Regions from separate parts of the Homo sapiens genome. Here region 2 is linked to region 1. Evidence: read pairs that join two places in POLR2A ChIA-PET (ENCODE). Cell type or tissue: MCF 10A. All regions are shown on one strand. Links, peaks and the distances in the headings refer to the core of each region. The heading gives the core; the rest is flanking DNA.

Region 1 (2,807 bases), core at 252-2,751:
CTCCTAAGGGAGAAAGGCTGTCACACCAGAAAGCTGAACCCTGACCCAAAAGTGCACCCATCCCTCTCATGTCCTGCCCCTGTCCCTTTGGCAGAGGGAAGAGGAGGCCAAATTATTCAGTCTGAATCATTCCTGGGAACGCTCATCTCAGGCCCCCTCCAGACTCTGCAACTCCACCAACTCTGCAGGATGGTGCAGAAAGGCTGGAGAGGACACTGGAGCCTGTCTGCTTGTCTGCTGGTGACACTCACATCCTGGGAAGAAGTGAAAATGTTGCAGAGTGGATGACGAGCCAAGCTGGGTGGGGATAAAGGAGCCTAAAAAAAGCCAGTCTAGAAAAAACTGCTGCCGCTTTGCCACCAGTAGCATTAAAATGACCTTAAATGTCCTGGCTGCTGACAGTAATTGTGGCCTGTCTTTACAAATTCAAATTTGAGTGCAGTGGGGCTGGAAGCGGCATCTGTCGGGATTTTGCCATCGTGGTCTCTGCTTTTATTTTCTGCCCCTGCCAGAGTTCCTTGCTCATGGTCCCTCCTCCATTAAATCAACAGCAGAGAATGAAAGTGCAAAAAAAGTCTGACAATGCTGGACGCACAGCCACAGCTTTCCCCACCTGTGAACCATCTGGTATTCCCCTTCCCTCTGTCCCTTCTTTATATAATCTCAGAATCTTGATGGAGCCCCTGTGTGTGCACTGGACTGAAAGCCCATCGTGCTTTGCTGGGCTTCTTATGCATATTAGTCCTGGTCCTTTTATTTGTACTCGTTGCTCCTGGAAAAACTGAGATTACAGGATACAGAGGAAGCTATAGCCAACGAAATGGTGGACTAGCCTTTAAAATCACCCTCTCCTCCTTTCTCTAATCTAAACAAAGCATCTCAAGTATTTCCTCTGATGGAGGAGCAGGAGCAGGCTAGGAGGAGGTCAGGCCGCAGGCGGCTAGCAGGATACTTACTTTGAATGAGGTAATACACAATGGCAAAGCCCCCGGCATAGAACACACCGTGGAAAAGGATCCTTGCTCCCAGAGGCATTGACCGCCTGCTTCCTGCATACTTAAAAACAAAAGATACAAATTTATTGTAGGATTCCCAGTTTTGTGCCAAGGGGATTTGCCCGGCTTGGACCCCTAAAGGAAAGAAGCATTAAGGAAGCCAGAAAGGAGGCCAGACCGCCCTCCCTCATTTGCTTCCTTTCCAAATGCCAGGGTTGGTTCTGAAGCCAAACTGAGTGCCCTCCTGAGGGTGCCCTCTCGAGAGTGGCCCATGTCCAGGACCCATGCTGTGGGGGCCCTGCCACCCCCAGCCAGCCCAGCACAGAGCGAGCATTCAGCCCACCATCCTGACAGACACAGCCCAGACTGTGTGCCAAGCCCCGCATGGCCAGGAAGCACAACCACTTTGTCTCAGGCCAACTGGTAAACAGGAAGCTTATCCTTTGTGGCAATGGCTGGTCCTGTAAGCCTGCGAATGGGCTGGAGCTGTCACTGGCTCCTTTCATATTTTGAAAAATGCACCACCCTTGGGATGAGGAAACTCTGGTTATGACTCAGGCTGAATGAACAGATGGAGGGATGCCAGCTCGGTAAATACAGCATACCATCCATCCACTCTTATAATATGTAAGAGTATCAAAATGAGTGTAAAGTTAATTACAGTAATGTGATCTGGGAAAAGTCATTTAGTTCTCATAATGAAAACGGTCAGAGCATCTCTGAAGAATGTATTAGTCAGATCTTGCTTAATTTGAAGAGAGCTCAACAGGGTGAGGCAGCCAGACTGGGTTATGGAGAGGTTCCCAGAGTGTTACAGCTTCCAACGCCAGCATGAGACACGAGAGAAAGACAGAGTGGGAAACAATGCAGAAAATGCCCATCCCTCCTGTGAAGTTAAAGCACAAGTGAACCCTAAAGACCAGGAGAAGCCCATAACTATTCAGGGAGTGACTTTCTTCTATTGTCTAACTCGAGAATACCCTGGCAGGTTCTAGTGGGGAACTTGGCCCTGGAACATTCCATTACCTTTTGCCACATCATAGCACAACTCTCTTGAAAATCATCAAAGGCAAGTTGTCCTGCAATTAGAAAAGATTTTACATTAAAATCATATTTTTAAAGCCCAGTTCTCTCTAGTCTCATACAGCCAAGATTTATTACCAACCCAAGCTTTAGAACACGAACAAGAAGTTAAAATTAAACTCTAAAACAAGCCTTGTCTGTGAAAGGCCCTGGTTTTTCCCCCTTCTGCTGCCAAATTAGGAAGAAAAAACAAAGCCTGCGGGTTTCCTGTCTGTGTCCTATGTAGTTTTTGTTACAGCAACCAAAGAACCGGTGTGCACAAGGGAGAACCGCAGACAGCAAGTGCTTTGACCACAGCACAAACACAGGGCCAATCAACAGGAGGCTGGACCTGCAGAAGCAAGATGCTAGCAATAAAAGCTGTACGTGACAGAGTGAAAACAGCACTTCAGAGTTAAAAAGAAACAATAGTACAGTAAACTTATACATGGACTTTAACAATATTGATAATACCTAATACTTCTGTCTCTGACTATTATGTGTCTTGTACTATTCTAAGCACTTTATATAATTCATTTAATTCTCACAACCCTTTGAAGTAGGAACTATTATCATCACGCTCATTTTGCAGATGAGTAAACTGAGGCACAGAAAGGTTAAGTAACATGCCCAAAGGTGCACTAATAAGTGAATAAGTGGTAGAACTGGGATTCAAATTCATGCAGTCTGGCTCCAGCATCTGCTCTTTCAACCACTGTGGTACACGAGCTTTAAGATATCTAATTAAAG
Region 2 (2,807 bases), core at 59-2,558, 230 kb after region 1:
CTGCAGCCTCAGCTCGTCCCTTCTGTAGGCATCCGAGTCTTTGATTTTCCTGGTAATCCTCTCCATCCGGTCTTTCGCTTTCTGACACTCCTCACAGTCCTCGTCGACCTTTAGGCCCAGTTTGCGGGCTGCGTGCGCCATGTCCTCCACAGATACCCGCCTGCAGGGTGCCCGCAGCACATTCCCAACGATGGCCCGGATCCTCTTCACGAAGCTGTCGCTGTCAGTGCTGCTGACCTTTACCAGGACATGTGAGTGGTCTATTTTCAGCACAGGAATTAACTTATTCAGAAATCTCAGGTTTGTGTTGCGCTTCCCACGGTAGGGACTCAGGATGAAGTAGTATTTTGTGGTTGACTCCTTCATGGAGTACAGCAATTTGTATTCCTTCTTACTGATATTGTCAGTCAATATAAACACAGCGGAGGAGATTTCTGTCAAGAGCTTAAACTGCAGCCAGTGAGACCCGATGTCACCTCTCAGGTTCAGAAAGGCCACAGGTTCTGGGAAAATGTCCAAGTCCTCCCTTCCGCTGGGAAAAAACCAGGAAATTTCTACCAACCCATCCGAAATCTCCCGGGCATTGGTGCCCAAGTTGAGGTCCCGATGCCAGAAGCAGTCCCACTGCCTGTGGCCCGGGCTGAGGACGGCGTTGAGAAGCTGGGACTTGGAGTTGCTACTGACGTCCATGCGCACGAAGGCGAAGGCGGGCGCCCTGGACAAGACCACGCTGTCTTCCCGGAAGCTCCCCATGCCCCTTGGGGGCTGGGACCACCATGTCCTCACAATGCCCCGCATGGCCCACAGCAGAAATGTATGGTAGTGGTTCTCCGAGTCAGGCAACACGAGTGGGAGTGCAAACTGGCAGAGGGCCATTTTCAACGCTATTTCTTGTTGCAGGAAACTGTCTGAGGAGAGCAGCAGGGCACAGAGAAGGTCTAAGGGGTTCACTGGCGTATCAGGGGTGGGCAGCTCAGAAAAGGAATAAATGTCGGCAGCAAGGTCATCAGCTGGGTCCCAGTAGATGATCTCCTCTTCCATCTGGCTCTCCTTCTCCACAGGCCTGGCGTCTGGGAGCACGTCCAGCACCATAGTGGTATTCCTGGCATCAGCATTGAGGGCCTGCAACTTCCTGAGGAAATTCCAGGGCAAGTCTTTGGGAACCTGAGGGGCCCAGTTCTTCATACTGTCAAAACTGATCTGCAGAGAGTCCTGGAGGCTGAGTTTCTGGACCTGGTACGTCTCTAGGCCCAAAAGTGACAGCATTTCTTGAAGCCTGCTTCTCTCCACTGTGGAAAGAAATGAAGACATAAGTGCTCACCCTGTGTTTCTGAGCTAGGGGCCAGGGAAGAGCTGGTGAAGGAGAGCCCAGCAGGATGGGGAGAGTGACGACCCCCTTCAGAGAGCAGAGTGCAGGCACAGGAGGCTCAGGGTGTGCTCAAGGCTGACCTGAGATCAAGGCAGGGCTGGAACCCGGACATCAAGGTACAATAGGTACCAACCTAACCACAGATATATGTGACATTAAACAAAAGAAAGAACAGAAATAAATAAGCTACATTTAACAACTGGAAGAGTTCTTGCAAAAGCCATATTTCTGGTCTTTCTAGAAACCTGTAAGATCTAACACTGAGCTCAAAATTAATTGGCTACAGTGAGCAGCACATGACTCCTACAAGCTGAATGCAGGCCTCACCTCCCCACTGTGTTGCTTCCGTGGGCTACTCAGAGTCACCGGGAAGTTCCCACAGGAGTCATAATCACTGAATCACTCTCTGGCTTTCTAGTTAATGTTTTTTTGTGTTTTTTTTCTCTCTAGAAATAAGAGAATATTTTAAAGGAACTAGAAAGAAATCACTAAGCATAAAGAGTCAGCAATTATAGCTAAACAACCATTTTGCAAACCTGAAATCAATAATGCAGGTTTTCTTTTTTTTCTTTCTTTTTTCCTCTCCCCTTTCTTTTTTTTTTAGACAGGGTCTTACTCTGTTACCCAGGCTGTAGTGCAGTGGCATGATTTCAGTTCACTGTAGCCTCAACCTCCTGGGCTCAAGAGATCCTCCCACCTCTGCCTCCCAAGTAGCTGGAACTACTGGTGTGTGCCACCACACCCAGCTCATCCTTGTATTTTTTTGTAGAGATGGGTTTTTGCCATGTTGCCCAGGCTGGTCTCGAACCCAGACTCAAGCAATCCACCTGTCTAGCCCTCTCAAAGTGCTGGGATTACAGGTGTGAGCCATGGTGCCTGGCTTTAATGCAGTTTTAAATTTTAAATGTATTAAAATATTCAGTGCAGACTGTTAGTAAGTGAGCACTTACTTGCGCAGATACTCAAATATCACCCTATACAATATAAGATCTTATAAGCTAGATGCTTGAAACAGTATTGCTACCTCTGAAGATTCCATTCACCATCCAGGTCTTGGCCCAGCACCTTACTAATGTTCATGCTGCATATTAATTAGTTGTCTTAAAATTTGTTGTTGTTTGAGGCAGTGTCTCACTCTGTCACCCAGGCTGGAAGGCAGTGGTGTGATCACAGCTTATTGCAGCCTTGATCTCCTAGGCTCAAGAGATCCACTCATCTCAGCTTCTGAGGAGCTGGGACTACAGGTGCACAAGACACTTGGCTAGTTTTTGTATGTTTTGTAGAGACGGGATTTTGCCATATTGCTCAGGCTGGTCTTGAACTCTCTGGCTCAAATGATCTGCCTGCCTCAGCCTCCCAAAGTGCTGGATGTGAGGCACCGTGCTGAGTCACTTTAAATGTTAATGCATGAAGTAAATACAAATTCCACTGCCCTGCA

Evidence for each region. Peaks named below come from ENCODE experiments on the same cell type or tissue, not always from the same donor. Only the 100,000 strongest peaks of a DNase experiment are listed, where the experiment ranks them.
Region 2: POLR2A ChIA-PET joins it to region 1 with 5 read pairs; 2 of 35 experiments call an interaction of 5 or more read pairs at or near these places.

The regions. Positions count from the first base shown.
Region 1 is chr7:43,646,579-43,649,385 of GRCh38, forward strand. COA1 (cytochrome c oxidase assembly factor 1) reads right to left here. Exons shown (of 6, transcript NM_018224.4): 2 at 2,022-2,074; 3 at 957-1,056. The coding sequence starts at 2,036. Among named protein-coding and RNA genes, the nearest start is that of STK17A, 65 kb to the left of the region's middle. RefSeq lists enhancers at 232-1,093, 242-361, 1,392-1,686, 1,956-2,807. In MCF 10A, for the core only: no CTCF peak of the experiment used is centred there; DNase peaks (open chromatin) are centred at 1,533 and 2,333.
Region 2 is chr7:43,877,972-43,880,778 of GRCh38, forward strand. All of the region lies in intron 4 of URGCP-MRPS24 (URGCP-MRPS24 readthrough), which reads right to left. URGCP (upregulator of cell proliferation) reads right to left here. Exons shown (of 6, transcript NM_001077663.3): 6 at 1-1,289. Among named protein-coding and RNA genes, the nearest start is that of MRPS24, 9.9 kb to the left of the region's middle. In MCF 10A, for the core only: no CTCF peak of the experiment used is centred there; no DNase peak of the experiment used is centred there.